3 separate regions of the Homo sapiens genome follow, and regions 1 and 3 are each linked to region 2. The links are chromatin loops, found by intact Hi-C in ENCODE. Cell type or tissue: IMR-90. All regions are shown on one strand.

Region 1 (8,000 bases), 290 kb before region 2:
ATACTATCTGGCTGCTCAGAGACCTTGGGCAATTAATTTCCTTGGGAAATTAATTCTGAGTTTCAATTTCTACTTGTATAAAAAGTATCCTGGGTTTAATTTCTAGGGTTGCTTTGAAATCTAAGAATTCATGATTTTAGATTACAGATAATGGACATAAGTATTCTGTTATTTTTCTAGACTGTTAAGTTTTCAATGGATGGAGGCAGGACGATTCTGATGGGCTGTTCCCCTCCAGTGCTTTCCCTGTAGTCTGCTCAGGCTGTTGGACCTGCATTGCAACTCAACTTCTCCCTCTGCCCAGGGAGAGGGAGGTATTCCTTTTACAGATATTGGCCCAGAAAGTGCTCCCTAACAAACATCCTGAATGCTCAACTTTATCTTCGAGTCTGCTTCTGGGAGAAATCAATCCCCAGCATTAATGTTTTATCTCAGCAGGAAAAAACCTTGCAAAGCGATCTAGAAGTTTTAAAACTTCACACTCATAACTGGCTCTTTTTTTTAAAATTTAATTTTATTTTTTGAGATGGAGTCTCACTCTGTCGCCCAGGCTGGAGTGCAGTGGCGCGGTATCGGCTCACTGCAAACTCCGCCTCCTGGGTTCACGCCATTCTCCTGCCTCAGCCTCCTGAGTATCTGGGACTACAGGTGCCTGCCACCATGCCTGTATGGTGTATTTTTTGTATTTTTAGTAGAGACGAGGTTTCACTGTGGTCTCGATCTCCTGACCTCGTCATCCGCCCACCTCGGCCTCCCAAAGTGCTGGGATTACAGGCTTGAGCCACCGCGCCCGGCCGGCTCTTTCTAAATACTCTTATCTCCAGCTTCTTACCTGTTTCATCAAACATTTACTTTTGGAATACTGTTGTGGTAGACTGTGTAGGTTGGCTAGCCAACAGTCTTTCCCAATCCCTCTATCTCTTGGCCATCTCACACTCTAACGACTAGAAAACCAAAGACTTGCTTTCCCAGCTTCCTTTGCAGCTGGGGGTCACCATGGGATGTTCTGGTCCATAAGACATAAGCAGAGCCTGCTAAGGGGGTTCCAGAAAAACCTTTTACTTTGCTAATAAAGAGCAACACATGTGGTAGTGTACCATTCCTCTTTCCCTTTTCTTTCTGCCTGGAGTTGGGATGCGATAAAGCTGCAGCAACCACCTTGTGGCCACAAGGAAAAGCTAAGAATATTACAACAACGTTATCCCTGACATCACTATGCCACTGAATTTACTTACCTCTAGACTTATGTAAGAAAAATAAATCCCTATTTGTTTTAGCTATAATAAATAGGTTTCTAAAAATACTGCCTAATTAATATACTGTCATTTTCCAATAAACTTAAGAGGTTTTTCATTTTTAAAATTTTGTGGTTGTCACAATGGCTATGGGGTGCCACTAGCACTTACTATCTGGAGCCAGAGATGCTACATACCCTGCAATGCATGGGGCAGTCACACCCAAAATGGCAGTGGCACATACCATGGGAAACCCTAGAACAGAGCATTCAGGCCATTTCCAATGGCCATATTAACTGAGCTATTATTATAGGTAATATCATTTTTTCTATAGCCTGACATTGTGAAAGGAGACCCAGGATTTATAAAAGATGATCTCTGTCCTCTAGGATCTAACAATCTAATAGTGGAGAAAAGATTGCTAGATAAATAACTACAAACAAGTACAGCTTTATAGAGGTCAGAGATGACTGTAATTAAGATTGACAGAGTTAATTTCAGGTTAGGATTCATGGAAGTGATGTCAAAGCTGGGTTCTTAAGAATGGGTAAGGTGTGTCAGGCAGAGGGAAGCATATTATCTTAGATGTGAACTAGGAAAGTATAAGGTATGTTCAGAGAACAGCATATTGATGATTAAAGTAGACCATGGTTGGTGTATGACACAGTAAAGGGAGGAAAGATGGCCAAAGTCAGTAACTTGGGACAACATTTCCATTTAAGGAGTAGGACGAAGAAGGAGAGAGAGCCAGGCCAACAAAAGGAACAGAGAGCAAACTAAGAGAAGAACCTAAACAGTAGTGCATCTTATGGCCAAGGCATAAGAGGATATGAAAATATCAGGCCAGGCTGGGTGCAGTGGCTCATGCCTGTAATCCCAGCACTTTGGGAGGCCGAGGTGGGCAGATCACCTGAGGTCAGGAGTTCAAGACCAGCCTGGCCAACATGGAGAAACCCTGTCTCTACTAAAAGTACAAAAATTAGCCGGGCATGGTGGCGGGCACCTGTAATCCCAGCTACTCAGGAGGCTGAGGCAGGAGAATAGCTTGAACCAGGGAGGTGGAGGTTGCATGAGCCGAGATTGCACCACTGCACTCCAGCCTGGGCGATAAGAGCGAGACTCCATCTCAAAAAAATAAATAAATAAAATAAAAAATAAAAAAAAATAAATTAGAAAATATCAGGCCAGATATGATGGCTCATGCCTGTAATCCCAGCACTTTGAGAGACTGAGGCGGGTGGATCGCTTGAGCCTAAGTGCTCAAGACCAGCCTGGACAACATGGTGAAACTCTGTCTCCACAAAATTACAAAAATTAGCCAGGCATGATGGCGTGTGCCTGTGGTCCCAGCTCCTCTAGAGGCTGAGGTGGGAGGATAGCTTGAGCCTGGGAGGTGGAGGTTGTGTGAGCTGTGACTGTACCACTGCACTCTAGCCTGGGTGACAGAGCAAGACCCTGCCTCAAAAAAAAAAAAAAAAGTCATCTGTTTAGTGGCACTAAATGCCTTACAGAAGTTAAGCCAAATTAAAAAGAACCAGAGAAAGAAATATTGAAGATGTTGGTGCTGGTTCCAGAACCTGGCAAAAGCACAAGTTGAAAAATTAGGCAAATAGGTGGAAAGAGGTTTACCACGGATGCTTTAATTGAACTAATACCTTTTAAGTACTTCCATGTGAGCCCATTTGATGGTGGTGGAGAGAAAGGTTCCAGACAAAAGGAAAGATAAATAGGAAAGGTTCTGTCATATATGTCACTGGGAAATCATCACAAGCCAGAGAACTTTATTAATTAAAACTTATCTTTCACTGAAGTGTTTAATTAAGTAATTTTAAAAGCCTACTTTCTGCCTCATTTCTCCCAAACTAGACTATAGAACTTGAAGACATACAGAAGGAACAGTGGCTACTCAGTAAACAAGGACCCAGGGATTGGAGGCAACTGTGATTTTATAAGACTAAAATTTAATTATTAGGGAGATTAAAACACATTTATTTTACTTATTTTTCCCGCCTGTCAATATTTAGTGTATAAGACAAGTTTGATCCATATTCAAGGTCCACAAGAACTCATTCCTTTAGATATAAAGTATATAAATATACCCAGTGACACACATAATTTTATTACTATAGGCAACTGCATAACTTACCACTGGGTCATACTCCCAGAGTTGGTTGCCTTTTAGGTGGTGGCATTTGAGCATTGTAACTGGGCCATTAAGTTTGGAAACATCCAAGCAAAGGTCATCTGTTCTAATTTCTTTGTTGGCAGTATAAGAGAAAACCTGGAAATAAAAATGCACACACATAAACAGAAAAAATAAATTAGTCAGCATTTTAAATGCCCAATTAGCTGTCAGGGAAAATACAAGTATTTCAAGGTACATGATTTATGTACTTTATTAAAGTAATGAAGAATAAAGTGACTCAGAAAAGCTACCACTAATTTACATTGATGTTATGTTACTCATTTTCTTGCTTACAAGCTGAAGCAAAAATGACCTTGAGCTCTCTGTATACACTGAATGTATTGTCAAGGGTTGTCATCTGTTTGAATAAAAAGGGCAAAATAAATTTTGTGCTCAGCAATGTAAACATAGTTCTCACAATGGGCCTTTCACAAATGTTTCATTAAAAAAAAAAATCACTGGATTGAAAGCTTCCTTCACCTAAAAGTCTTTATTATTTTCTCTTTAAAGGAAGGAAAATATTTCCTGAATGATGTCATGGTATAAAAAAAAGGCAAAGTAAAAACAATCTGAAAATTATCCCTTTTAAGAGTTTTCTAAGATACTCACCTGATTACCCCCCATACCATGGCAATTAAAAATTCCAACTTTTTCATTCTCTTTTCTAGCCATGTTATCTAGACACTGATTCGTTTCCACATTTCGTATCTATGGGACAATAAATAATGAAAATATCAGGAGTTGGAGAAGTTAATTAGACAGACAGATACACACACATATACACTAAATATCAACCTAAACTTTCCCTGGCCCTACTCTGAAATGGCCTATTGGCCTATCGCTGTCTGAGTATCTAAAATTCATTGGTCTAGAAAGGTCTTACAACTGTTTATGTAATTTTCTGTGTTTATGGGGGAAAATCCTTACAATTTCTTTTTTCATTTTTTTCAAGTTATTCCTTTCAAATTTGTATTGAGTTCAACAAACTCTACTTTGGTTAATGATTTAAAAAATTAACTCCCTGATGACACTATTATCAATCAAGACAAGAACATTAATTCTGATAACTACTCTGATGACTTAGGAGAGACTAAGATGACTCTAGTCAAAGAGCTTGGAACTTGTCTTACCTGGAAGCTTAAGCATAGTGTGGTACAAACTCTACTCTTTCACTAGACATTTGTGGATTACATAAAAGGAATTTAAGTCAGTCATCAGAATTAGGAGGAATATTTTAGGTAATGCCCCTTGATATTTTGTTTCCTCTAAACTGTTGCAGTTTTAAAAGCATATGGTAAATTAACAGATGTTTGAAAGTCTTAAATCTATTCCTATGTACGGTACTGTCAGCAGGTTAAGCCAGAAGAGAAACTACATCTGTCATGTCATGTAGACTTTTTAAAAAAGGTAACTAATTTTGTGTGATAGATAAAGTAGGGGTAAAGTTAAAACCACAAAAAAGCCAGTTACTTCTATAAACACATATACAGTCTGCATATTATTCCAATATTCCCAAGCAGCCAGGAATAAAAACCAGGGTTCTGACATAGAAGACTCAGGTTTAAATACAAGTTACCTAAACCTTTTGAGATCAGGAACTGGGGGGGTAATGTCAGTTCTATGCTAATGTCAGTTCTGTGCTGATGCTATGTAAGACAATGTATCCAGGCACCTAATTCAGAGTCCAGCATGAACAGGCTCAGAGACAGTAATAATCTGCACTGTCACTTTATCACTAGTCACATCCATCTTGCTATTCCACCAAAATCTCAAACTCGGTTCGTTCAAAACAGAATTTCTCAATTTTCTAATATGAACACTTAATCATCTTCACATTTTAATACGTCCCCACCCCATCCCCTCTTGAGAAGTGCTACCTAAAACAAACCTCATTATCATTTCTCCAAAATTTCCCGTTTTCCTGATATCCCTATTTTTATTACTATTCCCACAACTTGTCCAATTATTCAAGCTAGAAATTTCAAAATGTTTTTTTCTCAGGGTCCAATACATTATATGTTTCCAAGAGTTCTTTTACCACATAATTTACATCATCATTTTTTATCCATTAATTGTGAAACCTATTCCCTCATAAATAGGTTGTGTTAGGTTGTATAAAAGATTTTATGGTAAAATACCAATTTGCATAAAGCACACCTTCCTTCATCCTGGTAGGTGATCAATTAATACCAGACGATGATGGCTATCTCACTTGAAAAAGAATTTCGCTCAGATTGGGCCAATCACAGTGACCCATGTCTATAACCCGAGCACTTTAAGAGGCCAAGACAGTAGGATCGCCTGAGCCTAGGAGTTCAAGACTTGCAACATAGCAAGACCTTGTCTCTACAAAAAATAAAAATACAAATCTTAGGCATGGTGGCTCACGCCTGTAGTCCCAGTTATTCGGGAGGCTGAGGTGGGAGGATCACTTGAGCCCAAGAGTTCAAGGCTGCAGTAAGCTATAATTGTGCCACTGCACTTCAACTTAAGTGACAGAGCAAGGCCCTGTCTCTTAAAGAAAAAAAAAAAAGTTCATATTGTGATAAAGATGAGTATTTATCTCATATATTCACAAAAAATAATTATTTCCTTATACTTTTGATATAAATTATAAACTCTCCAATCCTGTTTTCCTCTATTTCTTCCCCCAAATGCAGATGTAAATAAAGGTGGCTAAAGAAAGATGATAAATGCCACAGGAATTATTAGATTAACACCAGTGTTATCTTCAGCTTCTCTCGCTCTCATATGGAATGGCCATTTGCTTAAATAATTGCCTATCTTTTACCAAAATTCAAAACAAAAAATGCAATTCTTGGCGGGGCGTGGTGGCTCATGCATGTAGAATCCTAGCACTTTGGGAGGCCGAGGCAGGAGGATCCCTTGAGCTCAAGAGTTTGGGACCTACCTGGCCAACATGATGAGACCCTGCCTCTATTTTGTAAGAGATTTGTACATAACAGCTTATACCATCCTTACAAGATTCCTATAACTAATTCCTGACATGCGAGATCTGGGCCTCTATCCTTTGGGGTTACTACTGACCATTAGATGTTGAAAGTGGAGTTTCTCCAAGGACTGGAAACCACTGCTTCCCATTAGCTGTTAGAGTGAGGAGTAACTAAACTGCATCAACAACATATGGTCAGTGAGGCCCAGGTGAGGTGGGTGGCATGGTCAGAGACCCAGATTCAGGCTCCTGGTGGCGCCTGGAGGCACTCCTCTGATGTAAAGGGGAGAAACTGGAGATTACACTTCTGAAAGAGCACAGCTATGATGTTAGAGTCCCTAAGTGAATTTCACATTAGAGGACAGAGGATTCTGTTTGGCTCAACAAATATGTGGCTTCTTTGTAGCTGAAGGGACATCTGCTCTCCAGGTGGGTCCCTCTATATACCGCCTGGCTAGAGAATATAGAGTTTTCAGAGAACATTCTTTTCTGTGTAGTGATACATGTGGACTACCTCATCTATGGGGTGTGTAAGATGTTTTCCTCAAGGACATGGAAAATTAGGTTGACTATGGGGTAAGTTTTGTCCTCTAGGATTCTAGGAGGGAGAGGACCACCTAATAGGTTTGTTTGCCGGGAGTTAAGTTTGAAGAGCCTTTGGAGAAAGGGAAAATGAGGAACAAACATTTTCTAGGGATGCTGAATCAAATGTTCAAAATTGTAATTCCATATAGCTTTAAGACTATATAACCAATTACCAGCTTTCTAATGAGATGTGGAGGGTAGAAAGGGTGACAACACATACTTGTTTCAAGTTTATACTGGGATGAAAATAGGTATTTGGGTTGGTTATTCAAAATCTGACATTTGAAAAAATTTTAAAACAGCAGAATTTGGAAAATATAGAAGGAAGAGAAAATACATTCAAGAATTGAGGACTAGCTCTTAAGGATGTTCTAGGCAAATGTCTTATTTGTTGGACTTCTAAAAAGAGTGAGAACCTTCTGATAAGGGGTATTTTGAAGTTTAAGGAACAAATGGGCTAGATTCTTTCTGGAGTCTCCCACTCTTCAGAGGATTTTATCCCATTTCTTGGTGTACACACAGTCTACAGCTAACTGCTCAGTGGTCTTATTACACTACCAATTCCTTTAGTTCACTCCTTTCAAGTCACCTCTTGACTATCCTGGAAAGAGAAAAGCAAGAAGTGAGCCTTGTTTGGTAACATATTCAGTAGTCATCAGGACATCTAACAGCAACTGAGATTCTAAATTATCAGGAACCCTTAAATAAAAGGCAGATTTGATATGGGAAAAGAAGGGAGCTTTTCTTGGTTGAAGTAGATACTCCTGAATATCAATATGGTCCTGATATTCTCCTTAACCAAGTAGGAAGGTATCTACTGACAGGATGGCTTGGGAATTTGATATGATACATCCCTATGAATTATGTTATGATAATTCCAAATTATTTCAGAGTAGAGAGAATTAGAGGGGGCATACATTAGTTATAAGATTTGAAAACAATAGATTTGACAAGGCAAATATGACCACTTCAACTTAGGACCTGGGAAGGAGAAATGAGTGAAATGACAGGGTAGCAGTACATGATACAGAGACAGATGGGT
Region 2 (8,000 bases):
GTGCTTCTAAATAATACAGGCACTCTCTGCTGCCCAGCCTAGACTCTCTTGGGGCAGAGGTTTGTCAAAGAACCACTAGCACTGTGGTATGCATGTGCTTAGGTGCCTGCTACCATCGTGTCAGAGGGAGAAACCTGAGCAAGTCCCTCCATGCAGTCTGACTAGATTATTACCTTGGCTTTAACACACTACAACCAAGGAGCATTTAAAGAAAAAGCAGGCTTCCTGTCATGCTCAAGCCTCATTCATCATAAGAACACTCCCTCTGCAGTTATTGCCCCATCTCTTCCTGCCCTTTCTTGTCCAGATTTCTTGAAAAAAAAAAACTTGCTTCCTCCTTGTTCTCACACCTGGCCCAGCTGCAATCTGGCTTTTACTTCCTATCCCCAGCCTTTCACAGCATCTCTCCTTGGCCCCTGCAATCACCTTCAGGCCTCCTCCTGCTTGCACCAGCTGCATCTGCTGCAGCAGACCCCACCTTTGTTTTTTGCTTCTCTGCCACTCTTTCACTCTCTCCGTCCTCAACAAACCTTTAGTGTCTAACTCAAGGCCTGACACACTCCCCTGATTTACAGAGTCTTCTCCTTCTTCACTCCCAATCCTCCAACAGGAGAGGAGTCATCAAAGCCATGGGAGTCAAAGGTTCTCCTGAAAGAAGAAAAAGGAGTGAGGACAGAGCCCCCAGGACCTTCAACAAAACAGGAGGGAAGAGAATGAAGTCAGCTAGAAGAGAATGGGGTCACTAAGGACATGCCTACTGCACAGAATACAGAAAATGTAAAATAGGCAAGATTCTTGTCTACAAATTATGATCACATCTGATATTCCATGCAAGCACAGAGCAATATGTCAAACCAGAATGCTGAATAAGATTTCACTGTCTCAACATTGCTAAGAGGAATATGACATTAACATATTGAAACTCTCCTCCACTGTGGGAAAAGAACCATGCAGATGTGTTGGTTCCAATTTGCTTACACACATGTGTGTAATACAGACAAGCAGCAGAAGACACTATCCTCCTATGGCGGGTTTAATCACCAGAACCTATTAACTACAATTTTGTCCAATTGCCAGTCTCAGCCTGGAAATCTTCTCCCTTTCTGTCAAGACTTTACCCTCCTTCCCAGCTCAGCTTGAAGCTGCCTTTCCCAGGAAGTCTTCCACCAACCCCTGTGCATCCCTTATGTGTGAATATTCACACTTCACACTGTGTGACTCAGGTGACTCTTAGACAAGCCTTCTGTCTTCTGTAGGTCTGGAAACTTCTCGGAGGCAGGGCTGATCCCTCAAGGCATCCAGCAAAGCACCTCCCCGACCATGAGCACTCGATGAGTATTTGTGAACTGAAGTTTGTCTGAAGTTCCTGCAGGAGGGTGAGGATTACTGCAGAGGGGTGCCATTGCCGAGGCTCACCCCAGCCTAAGCCACCCATGAGCCACAAAATGCCACTAGAGATTCCTGGTATGGCACCTTCCTAGCCCCTGCACCAAGCAAATAATTCTGTACTTTAAATAAAGGAGGGACGGCTGAGGGAGAATACTTCAGGCCCTCCCTGTCTACTTCTGCAGCACTTCCCAGCCCAAGAGCCCTTGGAGGGCATTTGTGACCTGGAGCATTAGGAGGGTCAGTCTGTCTGGGCTGAGTAATGGTCCAGGCCCTGGTCAGCTCAGGCTGTGTGTGTGTGTGTGTGTGTGTGTGTGTGTGTGTGTGTGTGTGTGAGAGAGAGAGAGAGAGAGAGAGAGCGCACGCGCTTAGTAATCAGATAATTCCGGTCATTCCAACCATCCAAATCCCTTTCTGATCCATTTCTCCTCCCTCCCAGTCGAGCTTTCTGAAAACCTCACCGCGCATGACCCTCCACTTGGTGACTCTACCCCCTTCCATCTCCTCCTCCTCATTGCATGGTGACTCGCACCTGACCAACCTGCTCCTCTCCACCTTCTGTCACTTCAGCACCGTAGATGCACCACACACTCTGGTTCCCAGTCCTCTATCATGTTGACAACCATCCTCTCCCTCCTCAACACCTCAGCTACTGACACCCACAGCCTAACTTCACAAGTAAATGCACCACCTTCAACAGCTTGCTTGGGAGCCTGAAGCTCGGTCATCATAAGCCCCCATGGTTCTTGCTCACTATAGAATCCTGGCTCCAACTCCTCCATTCACTGGGCGTGGTCTGTAGGGCCAACGTCTCACTTTCTTCCTCATTGGGCTAGCCCCACTTGCTTTCCAATGACCTTACCTACTTTGCATACTTTGTCTTCACTGGGGCGAAACGTCAGCACTGGTTAACCAGAACCATCAACCCCATCAGACCTGAGGAGCAGGTGCTGAGGGACAGCAACGTCACAGCCAGGAAGACCCTTCCGAAATGTCAGATGAGCAGCAGCCCTACCCTGCAGGCTCACCACAATCCTTGGACAAGTTCACACTCCTCCCCTAAATGGTCTACTTCCACCCTCCCCTTTCTCAAATCCTCTCTCCCACCCACCTCAAGCTCTGCAGAGACCCACTGTTCCTGGAGAAAGGTAGAAGCAAAGTCCCTCACTCCTAGGGGTGGTGCTGGAACCCTCTTGGGCTCAGGATCTTGAACCACAATAAAGCCCAAAGCCATTGCCACCCCTCCTAGCCACCCCATGAACTCTAAACCTCAGCATGCGTTGCCAGCCTGGCCTTTATGTGGAGCAAAGGGGCTTCATGGAAAGTGATGAGAAAGCATCATTCATTTCCCCTACAGTGGGGTTAGTTCTTCCCTTTTCCCTCCTCTGCATGGCAGGCACCCACTGCAGACCAGCCACCTGCAGGGAGACGCGTCCTGATACATTTCTCTCTTTTCTTCTCCAAGCTCTTTTGTTTCTTCAGCTCCACCCTTTGCTGTGGGTTTTGGCCACACCCAGGGTGGAGCTAAGGAGGGTGGGGCAGCAGGATTCTCACATAACTTGGAACTTTGTGATGATCTGGAATCAGCCCTCTCTGAAGCAAGTTCTTTCCTCCCTGTAAGGAACTTCGTAGGTTTTTTTCAGAGACTCCTTAGTCTCTGGGGCTCTCTTTCCAGCTGGTCACTCAAGACACCTTCCTGAGCCTTTATATGATGAAGGAGCCTCAGACTTACTGTGCTGCGGAGTTTTGCTCTTCAGGCAGCTCTCTTGGGTGGGATATCAAATGACCCCAGCCAGCTTTCTCAGTGGAGCCGCCCAAATCAGGTCCTTGGGAAACACTCCCACGTTCCCTTTGCCCCTCAAGGTATCATGCAGGCCCCTCCCAGCAACCCTCTCAAAAACCTTCTCACCACTAGCCTTTTCTCAGCCTTTGAAACCTCTTTCTAGGTCAAAGATAGGAGGCCAGCTAGGGTCACAAAACCAGTCTTTGGCAGCCTCCTTCATAAGGGAGTCTCGAGCATGACTTGGGAATCAGCCCGTATCTATCCTTCAGCACCCTTTCAAAATCCTGCAGTGCCTGGTTGTGTGCGCGATGAAGTTTAGTGCTTCATGGCTGCTGTGCTTCTAAAGCAGGAAGGCAGCAGAAAGCAAGGAAACACTCATCCTAAAGGGGAATACACAACCTGATAATTTAACATTAGCAAAGGTTCGACCCACTCCTCAGGCCCAGAAAGGCTGCCCCATTGCAGGCTGTATGGGATTTTACACCACAATAGAAATGAATATATTTGTATACACCAGGTGTATACAAATAACACCCGTATGGTGCCCCCTGGCTCATATTAATGTCTAGAAACCTGCATGTGAGAAGAGGTGGTGATGATGACTGTGGTTTGGCTGGGCTGTGCACCCCACTTGCCTGGGGAGAGCTTTCCAGATGGTGAAGCCCCTGCACCCATCAATCAAGGTGCAGTCTGAGAACAGAAACCACTTGTTCTTTCAAGCAGAGAAGGATTCAGGGCAAAGAACTATTTACCAAGGTATTGCAATGGCTGGTGGGTGTGGCTGGAGGGGTGCCAGAGGGGGAAAATAGAGGAGGGTTAACTAGAGATGAAGAAGTCATTACCGACCCGGCTGGCCCCAAGCCTACACCAGCTACCCGTTGCCCCGGGAGCCAGAGGCTGCTGCTGTGGCCAGCATGGACAGCACTAAACCAAAGCCGCCTCTGTTCTCCACTGCTGGCAGGACCAAGCTGAGACCAGGACCAAAACTGTGGGATGTGTTGGCCACATACTTCCAGCCCCACAGCACACAGCAGGCATGGAGGGCGGGTACAGGGCCCAGCAGGACAGAAAATCTGCTGGAGCAGATTCCTGGGAACAGCGTGTCCCTCCTCTTCAGAGGTCTCCTCTTCTTTTCTGAAGCTTTACAGATAGATTATAGAAAATGACCAGCATGCATGGTAAGTCATTGACAAACTCAGAAAAAAGATCTTGGAGGAGACTCTTGGAGGTCACTCAGTCCCCCCTTGGCAATCCCTCTAGAGTTTCACAGATAAGGAATTAATAGTAAAAATAATAATAGTTACTTTTTTTACATATAAAATATATGTAATTTTATATGTAAAAATTTACATATAAAATATTTCTTAGACACTTAGGGAACTCTACCTCATTTATTTCCCAGGACAATCCTATGAGGTGATTACTCTAATTGCCTTTATGTTACAGATGAGGAAACTGAGACTCCAAGAGGCCAACTCACTTGCCTCAGATGCCCTGGCCAGGAGGGGACAGCCTCAGCAGGACAGTCCATGCTAGATGACCCCTGGTCTGGCATGATTTCCATTACGCCAGTGCATTGCATAGCAGACAAGCTCAATCGGAAATGCTCTCCTAGACCCAGGCTTAGGGTCTGAAAGGTGGTTACAGACCATTACAGACCACTTTTCCACTTTTCAAGTTGAAAAGAGCCATTGCTTTGAAAATACTTGTGGATTAGATTGAAATGCCAACGGCAGAGTATGAAGACCAGGCCACAAAAGGAAAGGTTCATTCACCTTGCGCCCTCTTGTGGAGAAGAAGGCAAAGAATACTATAATACTACCTCAGAAAACGGGAATTTAGTTCATCCTCTTCCTCTAACATACAGTTGCAATACAATGTAATGATATGTCTTCATCATAGTATGATTTTGCAAATTTTTTCACAAATGAACCAGGTAGATTGTATTGTATAATTATTTTTCCTTGTCTGGAAACATCCTTCTGTGTTTTTGCTCCTGAAAAATCATAACCTTGCTTTATTTTTTTGCTTAGTTTTCTAGGTACTTATCAAAATTAATGCTTAAAATCTCTACTGAAGCTGTATGGTCCTCTCAATATTGTTAAACAAGTCTGAATTCTCCAATAATTCTCCTTCTGAAAAATTACTGGAGTTATTCTCAGTGCTACTGCTCAAATTGAGACTACTTTTTCATTTGTTGCACAGCTAACATCCTGGAATTCCACATTTGCATGTCTTTTGATAAATAAAAATCCCAATTTTTAATAAGCTGAATTTATCATTTTTTCTTTCCCTTTGAGATTAGAGTTTTAGTGTCATATTTCTAAAATCTCTCCCTATCCCAATATCTTGAAAATGTTTTTATATTATATTCCATCATCTTTAATATTTTGCTTTTTACAATTAGGTTTATAATTAACTTGAAAATGATTTTGTGTATGGTATGAAGTAGGGGTCAATTTTATTTTCCATTTTCCATTTAGATAATTGATTCAGCATCATTTATTGAAAAAAAAACTTTCTCCCACTCTTCTGCAAAGATCTTTGTGTCACATGTCAAGCCACCCATGTATGTATGAATCTTTTCCTGGTACCTTTAATTTCTTCCATTGGTATGTTTATTTGTCTTACATTAACACCATACTTTTTTAGTTATTACAACCTTTTAATGAATCAATGAATCTTCTTTTTTTTTTTTTTTTTTTTTTTTGAGATAACAGGGTCTCACTCTTTTGCCCAAGCTGGAGTGCAATGGCACAAATATGGCTCAACCTCCTGGGCTTAAGCAGTCCTCCGGCCTCAACCTCCCACGTAGCTGGGACCACAGGTGCATGCCACCATGTCTGGCTAATTTTTAAAAACTTTTTTTAGAGACAGGGTCTCTCTTTGTTGCCCACGCCTGTTTAAAACTCCTGGGCTCAAGCAATCCTCCTGCCTCAGCCTTCCAAAGTACTAGGATTGCAAGCGTGAGTCACCACGCCTGGCCCGTTTAATGAATCTTGATAACCAGTAGAGCAAGTCTTATCACCTACATTCTCCTTTCAAGAGTGTCTTTGCTCTTCTTAACTCTGTATTTCCATATAAATGTTAGTATTCATTTTTCAATTTCCATAAAAAGTGTTTCAATTTTTATTGGGATTACATTAAGTCTACAAGTTAATTTGGGAAAAATTGCCATTTTTACAATATTAGGTTACGATAGGTTACAATTAAGGTATAATCAGTCCATGAATATGGAATTCACTCCAGTTATTTAGGTCTTCTTTAATGTGTTTCAGTAAATTTTTTTTACTGGTTTCTCAATAATTTTATCCATAAATATTGTTTTATAGGCTCTGTTCATTTTTTTAATTGTGTTAAAATATACATGACATAAAATTTACAATCTTAACTATTTTTAAATGCACAGTTTAGTAGTGTCAACTACATTCACATTGTGCAAACAATCTCCAGTACTCCTGTAATTCTGCAAAAGTGAAACCTTATACCCATTAAACAACTGCCCATTGCCACCTCCCCCTCCGCCCAGTCCCTGGCAATCACCATTCTACTTTCTGTCTCTATGAATTTGACTACTCTAGGTACCTCATATAAGAAGAATAATTCAGTGTTTGTATTTTTTGTGATTGGCTTTTTTTCCCTTGGCATCATGTCCTCAGGATCACCCATGGTGTACCATGTGTCAGAATTTTCTTCCTTTTGAAGGTTGAATAATAGTCCATTATACTAAATACCATAGGTTGTTTATCTACTCATCCATTGATAGACATGTGTGTTGCTTCCTCCTTTTGGCTATTGTGAATAATGCTGGCTATTGTGAATAATGCTGCTACTAACATGGGTGTCCAGATATTTCTTCAAGATCCTGCTTTCAATTCTTTTGGGTATATACCCAGAAGTGGAATTGCTGGATCATATGGTAATTTTATTTTTAGTTTTTTGAGGAACCACTGTTTTCCATAGCAGTTGCACCATTTTACTTTTCTATCAATAATGCACAAGAGTTCCAGTTTCTCCACATTTTTGCCAACGCTTGTTATTTTCCAGTTGTTTGCTTTGGTTTTTTGCTAGTAGCCATCCTAATGCATGTGAGGTGGTATCTTGTGGTTTTGATTTTCATTTCCCTAATTAATGGTGTTTAGCATTTTTTCAGGTGTTTGTTAGACCATTTGTATATCTTCCTTGGAGAAATATCTACTCAAGACCTTTGCCCATATTTTAATTGGTTGTTTGTTGTTGTTGCATTGCAGTTCTTTATGTATTCTGGATATTAAACCCTGTCTGAAATGATTTGCAAATATTTTCTCAAGTTCTATAGGTTGCCTTCTCACTCTGTTGATTGTATCCTTTGATGCACAGGAGTTTTAAAGTTTGATGTAGTCCAGTTTATCTATTTTGGCTTTGTTGCCTGTGCTTTTGGTTTCATATTGAATAAATCATTGCCAAATCCAATGTCTTGAATATTTTCCCCTGTTTTATTCTGAGAGTTTTATAGCTTTAGCTATTGCATTTAGGTCTTTAATTCATTTTAAGTTAATTTTTGTATGATGTGTAAGGGTCCAACTTTATTCTTTTGCATATGGATATCCAATCTTCCCAGCACTATTTGTTGAAAAGACTTTCCCCACTGGATGGTCTCAGCATCCTTGTTAAAAAGCATTTGACTATGTGTGGGGTAGTTTGTTTCTGAGCTCTCTATTCTATTCCTTTGGTCTGTAGGTCTGTCTTTACACCAGTACCATACTGTTCTGATTACCGTATTTTTGGAATAAGTTTTGAATTTAGGAAGTATGAGACCTCCAAATTTGTTCTGTTTCAAGATTGTTCTCAT
Region 3 (8,000 bases), 540 kb before region 2:
TCTTTTGCATCTCAATTCTGCAAAAGCTGCTATAAACAACCATAGACAATACATAAATGAATAGGGGTGGCTGTTTTCTAATTTTTTTTTTGAGACGGAGTCTTGCTGTCTTGCCCAGGCTGGAGTGCAGTGACACGATCTTGGCTCACTGCAACCTCCGCCTCCTGGGTTCAAGCAATTCTCCTGCCTCAGCCTCCTGAGTAGCTGGGATTACAGGTGCGTGCCACCACACCCAGCTAATTTTTGTATTTTTAGTAGAGACAGCATTTCACCATGTTGTTCAGGCTGGTCTCAAACTCCTGACCTCATGATCCACCTGCCTTGGCCTCCCAAAGTGCTGAGATTACAGGTGTGAGCCACCACGCCCAGCCTAAAATTTTATTTTTGAGATTTGTCTCATATACCATAATTCAACAATCCCTGATCTATAGTGCTTTTAAAAGATATTGTATATATTTACTGGGTTTTTTTTTTTGGTCTAGTTATTCTATCACTTTTCAAGAGCAGGGTATCAAAATCTTTCATTACGAGTATGGATTTGTTTATTTCTCTCTTTAGTTCTGCTAATTTTGCTTGTTATTTTTAAACTCTGATTTTAGTTGCATAAACATATAGTCACTTCAGATTTCTTTTATTATTAAAAACACATAACACTACTCACAAAGATTAAGAATAAAAAATTGTATTTTAAAAATACATAACATTAAATTTATTATACTAACCATTTTTAGCTGTATAGTTCAGTAGTGTTAAGTTTATTCACATTGTTGTCCAACAGTTCTCTAATACTTTTTCATCTTGCAAAAATGAAACTCAACACCTGTTAAACACTAATTCCTCCTCTCCTCCCCCCAGCCTTTGGCAACCACCTTTCTACTTTCTGTTTCTATGATTTTTGACCACTTTAGATACTTCAAATGAGTGGAATCATACAGTATTTGTCCTTTAGTGACTGGCTTATTTCACTTAGCATAATATTCTCAAGTTTCGTCCATAGTGTAGTGACAACAGGATTTTCTACTATTTTTTTTTTTTTTTGAGACAGAGTCTCACTCTATCACCCATGCTGGAGTGGAGTTGCGATTCTCCTGCCTCAGCCTCCCGAGTTGCTGGGACTACAGGTGCACGCCACCGCGCCCAGCTAATTTTTTTTTTGTATTTTTTGTGGAGATGAGGTTTCGCCGTGTTGACCAGGCTGCTCTCAAACTCCTGACCTCAGGCCATCCACCTGCCTTGGCCTCCCAAAGTGCTGGGATTACAGGCATGAGTCACCGTGCCCGGCTGGATTTTTTACTTTTTAAAGGCTACATAACATTCCACTGTATGTGTACCACATTTTCTTTAGCCATTGATCTGTTGATGGACATTTGGGTTGCTTCCACCTCTTGCATATTTTGAATAATGCTGCAATGGACAAATGGATATGTAAATATCACTTTGAGATCCTGCTTTGACGTTTTTTGGATACATACCCAGAAGTGGGGTTTGCTGGGTCATGTGGTAATTCTATTTTCAATTTTTGGAGAAACCTCTATACTGTTTTCCGTAATGGCTGCAGCATTTTACATTCCCACCAGCAGTGCACAAGGGTTCCAATTTTTCCACACCCTTGCCAACACTTGTTATTTTCTGTTCTTTTGATGATGGCGCTTCTTGTGGGTATGCAGTGATATCTCATTGTGATTTTGACTTGCATTTCTTTTATGATTAGTGATGTTGATTATCTTTTTGTATGCTTGTTGGCCACCTCAGGTTTCTTATTCTTTCTTTTTACACAGTGTATCCTTTTCTATTCTTTTACTTTCAACCTATTTATGTTTTTGCAGTTAAGAGTCATCTTTTGTGGATAATATACAACCAGGTCTTGTTTTTGGTTTGTTTTAAATCCAGTCTGACAATCTCTGTCTTTTTATTAGCATGTTTAGTGTATTTATGTTTAATATAGTCCTTTTATTTATTTATTTTGAAGACAGAGTCTTGCTCTATCCCCCAGGTGGGAGTGCAGTGGCATGATCTTGGCTCACTGCAACCTCCCCCTCCTGGGTTCAAGTGGTTCTCCTGCCTCAGCCTCTCGAGCATCTGGGATTACAGGTGTGTGCCACCACGCCCGGCTACTTTTTGTATTTTTAGTGGAGATGATGTTTCACCATGTTGGCCAGGCTGGTCTCGAACTCCTGGCCTCAAGTGATCCACGTGCCTTGGCCTCCCAAAGTGTTAGGATTACAGGCATGAGCCACTGTGCCTGGCCTAATTTTTTGTATTTTTGGTAGAGACGGGTTTTCACCATGTTGGCCAGGCTGGTTTTGAACTCCTGAGCTCAATCGATCCACCCACCCCGGCCTCCCAAAGTGCTGGGATTACAGGTCACCACACCTGGCTATATTTAATATAGTTATTGATGTTAAGCTGCGACATATTTGAGGGATCAGAGGGTAGATTCTGGTAGGCAGCTTAATGGCTACCTGAGGATGTCCACGTCCTATTCCCTGGCACCTATGAATACGTTACCTTACATGGCAAAAGAGATTTTGCAGATGTGATTAAGGTTACTGACTTAAAATGGGGAAGATTATCCTATCCTGGATAATCTAGGTGGGCCCAATCTAATCACACAAATCCTTAAAAGGGGAGAACTTTTCCAGGCTGGGTCAGAGAGATGAGATGGGAGGAAGAGGACAGATTTGAAGTGTGAGAGGAACTTGACTGATAGTTCCCGGCTTTGGTTTTGAAGATGGAGGAAGGAGGTCCCAAGCCAAGGAATGCAGCATGGGCCTCTAGAAGCTGGAATGACCCTCACCTCACGGCCAGCAAGAAATCAGGGAACTCAGTCTTACCCGAGTGAGCAGGAAATCGATTCTCCTCTGCAGCCTCTATAGAGAACACAGCCTGTCAACACCCTGATTTTGGCCCAATGAGCCCTGTACCTCCAGAAGTGTAACGTAATAAATTTGTGTTGTTTTAAGCTATTAAGCTGTGGTTAATTTGTTATGGCGCCAAGAGAAAACTAACATGACACATACTTCTCTATATATTCTTCCCTTCTAGAATTACCTCTTCCCAATTTTCCTTTTTTTTTTTTTTTTTTTTAGACAAGGTCTCCCTCTGTCACCCAGGCTGGAGTGCAGTGGCACTATCTTGGCTCACTGCAGCCTCCACCTCCTGGGTTCCAGCAATTCTCATGCCTCAGCCTCCCGAGTAGCTGGGATTACAGGTATCTGCCACCATGCCCAGCTAATTTTTTGTGTTTTTAGTAGACAGGATTTCGCCATGTTGGCCAGGCTGGTCTCGAACTCCCGGCCTCAGGTGATCTGCCCACCTCGGCCTCCCAAAGTGCTGGGATTACAAGTGTGAGCCACCACTCCTGGCCCCAATTTTCCAATTCTACTAGTCTCAAACTCTGTTTTCTGTCCACTTCAAGTCAATCAAGCGATGGCTCTCTGCAGCTGGAGCTGCTCACTGATTGGGGGTTGCCCTCATGTCAAAAGCCATAAACTCACAAATCCCAACAATTTTCATTCATTTTTCAAGGGTGGTTTTCCTACAGTTTCTGCCTTCTTTTGATCAATCTCTAATACCTTCACACATTATTTTAAAAATGCTTTGCTCAGATTGTATAATTTTTATTTTATTTTATTTATTTTTTTTGAGACAGAGTCTTACTCTGTCGCCCAGGTGGTGCACCACCTCGCCCACCTAATTTTTTTCTCTTGTTTGGTATTTCTAGTAGAGACGGGGTTTCACCATGTTGACCAGACTAGTCTCAAACTCTTGACCTTAAGTGATTCGCCTGCCTTGGCCTTCCTAAGTGCTGGGATTACAGGAGTAAGCCACGGAGCCCAGCCAGATTGTATAACTTTTATCTGCAAGAAGATTAGTCCACCGTTACCAAAAGCTGGAACCTCATTATACTCTTCTGCCTACTTTCACGTTTGCAATTTTCCATAATTTAAAAAGAGAAAAAAAATTTTAAACGCTCTAGTGGGATGTTTTAATTTTACTTATTCTCATTAATCTGAAGCCTAAAAATGAGTTGCTATCTCTTAATGTGACAGTTGAAATAAAAGAAACGGAATAAAAGGGGGAGTTTTCGAAGCCTTTGATGGGGGAGGAAAGACCCCAAGCTTCTCTCCTTAGAGGGAAGGAATCCTTACTTACAGGTTAGTTCCACCACGTGCAGTTCCTCACAGTGACCAGCAGGGGGAAAAAGTAGTTTTGCGTTTCCGATGGATCCCTGCGCCCCGCTGCCAATTCCCCAAGCAAAGGGAAGCGAGGGGAGAGCGCGGAGCCCCCGATTAGCGTTCGGAGGAACTGGCCTAGAGGGGCCACTCGGAGCGCAAAGGCCCCGCGAAATAGAATATCTATACGCCCAGCAACCCTCCCTTTCGAGGCGCACGGAATAAGTTGGCTGGAACTCTCCGCTGACCGCTCCGCCTGGGACTCAGGGTTGCAGCCGCACAGAGCTTCCTCCGGGGCGCCCAGGGCGGCGCGAGCAGGAGGGGGACCCAGTGTGGCCGCGCCCGGGAACTCGGGGGACCAGGTGAGGCTGCGCCCGGGTCCCAGTGGGATCCAGATGAGCGTACGCCCAAGCCCGCGGGGGACCAGGTGAGCCCGCGCCCGGGTCTGAGTGGGATCCAGGTGAGCCAGCGTCCAGCGTCTCCAGGGTCTGGGGCAGGGTCGTCGGGCTTAGGACTCAAGCAGTCAGCGGGCAGAATGGGTTGGCGTGGAGAGCCAGACGCGCTCAGGATCCAGGCGATGGGCCTGGGCATAGCCGTGTCTGCAAGGGCTGTCGTCAGGGGATCGTCGAGAGGACCTGCTTCTACCTAGTGGATTCACAGTACTACCCATAAAAATAAACCCTGCTAATGAGACGGTGTGTGGGAAGGGGGTGGGAGCATGGTCATTTTATTAGAGCTGAGCATTAATAATTTCCTTGAGGACCTTGGGCAAACTCTTTGTTTTGAAGCCAGTGGAGGCCTGGGTCAGTGTCCCTGAGTTCTGAGTTAACTGCGTGGACAAATGATGAGAAACAGCCATCACTTTAGGGATGTTTTAAGAGAAAGTCGGTGTGTGCTGAAACAGTGAGTTAGAGAGACTGGGAACAGAAAGCAAAGACCAGAAAGACAAGAAGCAAACATATGGGAAGTCAAAAAAGGAAATTGCCTGGAAATAAAGCCAGATGGGTCTGGCAGGAGTGCTGTCTTGGTTGACATCTGTGGGACATGACCCTGGACAGATCACTGGAGTCAGAGGAGGTCATTAATTAAGAATCCGCTGGTTATCCTTGGTGTTTTAAGGTTACCACGGTAGAAATAGAAACGTGTGCAGCACATAGTCAACAAGTTTTGGCAAATGACCAAATAAGATACAAACATTTAATTGGATTAGGAGATCAGTTGCAAAGTGTTGTGTTTCTATGCCATGATGAACATTCAGAGTGGAATCTCTAGAAAAATGCTTTGTGTAAATGATTAGACTGTAGGGCTAAGGTGTTGCAAAACAGTACAGTAAGTTATTTACTCTTTTTTTTTTTTGAGACGGAGCCTCACTCTGTTGCCCAGGCTGGAGGGTAGTGGCTTGATCTCGGCTCACTGCAACCTCCGCCTCCCGGGTTCAAGCAGTAAATTATTTACTTTTAGTCTCAATAATACTGTGTGTATCAGTAATAATCTAATTACATTTATTTCAAGAAGGTGTCCATTTGTTTTAGACAGGTAATTACTAGTTTAAAATAGATGGGAATATAAAACATTCCGATAATTTGAAATATAGGCTAAAGTCAAGTAAAACATTTGCAAAACCATACATGAAAATGGTAAAATAAGAGCAGACCAAGTTCAGCTAGTTTTCAAAAAAATATAGAATGCCACTCTTTCCCCTGTTCTTGTACTTGAGGGTTGAGGAGCTGTTTGTTGTTGCAGGCTCACACCTGTGTGTCCGAGTCAGGCCTGCAAAACCTGTGTGTCCCACTTCTCAATTTACCCAGTTCTGGGGTCCTTCTCTGCACACCTGTGAAAAGACATCTTATTCTTGTGGTTTAAAACTTGCCGGCCGGGCGCGGTGGCTTATGCCTGTAATCCCAGCGCTTTGGGAGCCCGAGGCGGGTGGATCACGAGGTCAAGAGATTGAGACCATCCTGGCCAACATGGTGAAACCCCGTCTCTACTAAAAATACAAAAATTAACTGGGCGTGGTGGCACATACCTGTAATCCCATCTACTTGGGAGGCTGAGGTAGGAGAATCACTTGAACCCGGGAGGCAGAGGTTGCAGTGAGTCGAGATCGTGCAGTTGCACTCCAGCCTGGGTGACAAGAGCCAAACTCCGTCTCAAAAAAAACCCAACCAACCAGCCAAACAAACAAAAACTTGCCTATACTGCTTGGTGTTTTAAAAAATTTGGAAGGGGGAGGAAAAGACAGGTTATTCTTCCATGAATCAGACACAGCAACTGAACCTCAATTGTTGGGGAGGGATTGATTGCTGAATGAAAAAACTAGGTGGGAGGCAGGAGGGGGTGGATATGATGACCTCATTTGAACTTTGCATGCTATTTCTTCTTAAACGGTGAGGAGTTTAGAAAAAGTACTCAAGCTTAGTTTTGGCGGAAAGGCATTAATAGTATTTTCTCAAGCAGTGTTTGTACAGAATTATTAAGGAGCCCCCTAACATTTTCTCATAAGCCCCCAGGAACGGATTCCTTGTACCTCAGAGGCAAGGTACTTGCCAATAAGCCTTTAGCTTGAGGCTTGCTGTAATATATTTTATAAGACTGTAATGGAACTTAGCAATTTAATCAGAGTATGTGCTTCTCGTTATATTCTTAAAAAATACAACGCATCAGCAAATGTTGCATTATGGGCTATGAAATTCCTTCTGTTAGTTGTTCACATTTTAGCCTGTGCCCACTGTGTTTTGTATGATGGACAAACCAAATAATCATTATGTAAGTAAGGTAGAGCTTTATATTTTTTCCAATGTGTAAACACTCTGTAAATAGGCAGTCCTTGGTGGGTGTGGCAGCTCCCCTAGCTCATCAGGAACCTGGACTCCTCTCTTTCTTCTCTGCTATCCTCAGTGTGTAGTTCTCATCTTTCAGGCTGCCTGGTGGTTGCAAGATGACTGCTGAAGTTCTAGTCATGACACTCATGTTCTAGGCAGGAAGTAGGAAGAAAGGGAGAAGGTAGCTGAATACAATTTAACAACTTCCATTTAAATTTTGTGGTAGAATGTCTGCAAAGATGGCTGCCAATAATTTTTGTAGGCTTAAGTCATTTTTTCCTGTCAAGAGGTATAGTCTGTTTCTCTTCTCCTTTAGTCAGGGCTGGCCCTATGACTTGCTTTGACCAATAGAATGTATTGGAAGGCCTTGCTAGGCTTTGCTGCTTCTGTTTACCCTCTTGGGATCCAGCTGCCATGTAAAGAAGCTTAGACTAGAATATATATATATATATATCTGGAATACAATGGTGTGAACACAGCTTACTGCAGCCTCAACCTCCCAGGCTCAGGTGATCCTCCCACCTCAGCTTCGATAGTAGCTGGGACTACAGGTGCACTTTACCATACTCAGCTAATTTTTTGTAGAGACAGGGTTTCGCCATTTTGCCCAGGTTGGTCTTGAACTCCTTGGCTCAAGTGATCCACCCACCTCGGCCTCCCAAAGTGCTGGGATTACAGGTGTGAGCCACCACAGCTGGCCCAGAGTAAACTATTGAATAATGAACAACTATGTGAAGAGAGGCCTAGCCAGTCCCCAGCTATTCCAAGTACCCCAGTTGAGGCATAAGTCACGTGTATGAAGCCATCTTGAGTGTACCAGTCCCAGTCAAACTCCACTTGATACCATGTGGGATGCAAGAACCACCCAGTTGAGCCCTGTCAACTTATAGAAATGATCAGAAATAGTAAATCATTGCTGAATTGTGCCGAAACACAATTAATTGGCTCTCCGCCTCCAAATACCAGATGGTCAAGAAGTGAAGTTCATTAATTGGGCTCTTTG

What was found. Hi-C counts contacts between places; a loop is a spot of excess contacts. Peaks named below come from ENCODE experiments on the same cell type or tissue, not always from the same donor. Only the 100,000 strongest peaks of a DNase experiment are listed, where the experiment ranks them.
Region 1: a loop joins it to region 2, with 2.9 times the contacts of the local background. A loop is called at or near these places in 9 of 110 quality-filtered maps.
Region 3: a loop joins it to region 2, with 14 times the contacts of the local background. A loop is called at or near these places in 28 of 110 quality-filtered maps.

Annotation. Positions count from the first base shown.
Region 1 is chr18:35,699,025-35,707,024 of GRCh38, reverse strand. It overlaps GALNT1 (polypeptide N-acetylgalactosaminyltransferase 1), which reads right to left. Exons shown (of 12, transcript NM_020474.4): 10 at 4,030-4,128; 11 at 3,382-3,516. All of the region lies in intron 2 of LOC105372064 (a long non-coding RNA gene), which reads left to right. Among named protein-coding and RNA genes, the nearest start is that of MIR3975, 110 kb to the right of the region's middle. RefSeq lists an enhancer at 3,626-3,920. In IMR-90, no CTCF peak of the experiment used is centred here; no DNase peak of the experiment used is centred here.
Region 2 is chr18:35,405,020-35,413,019 of GRCh38, reverse strand. LOC105372063 (a long non-coding RNA gene) reads left to right here and starts at 3,946. Exons shown (of 3, transcript XR_935376.3): 1 at 3,946-4,347. In IMR-90, a CTCF peak has its summit at 4,957 (motif pointing left); a DNase peak (open chromatin) is centred at 4,949; H3K27me3 peaks cover 1,262 bases.
Region 3 is chr18:35,946,769-35,954,768 of GRCh38, reverse strand. It overlaps LOC105372066 (a long non-coding RNA gene), which reads left to right. Exons shown (of 4, transcript NR_188032.1): 3 at 1,970-2,091; 4 at 2,732-2,966. Among named protein-coding and RNA genes, the nearest start is that of MIR3929, 17 kb to the right of the region's middle. In IMR-90, a CTCF peak has its summit at 4,191 (motif pointing right); a DNase peak (open chromatin) is centred at 4,208; H3K4me3 peaks cover 605 bases; H3K27me3 peaks cover 650 bases.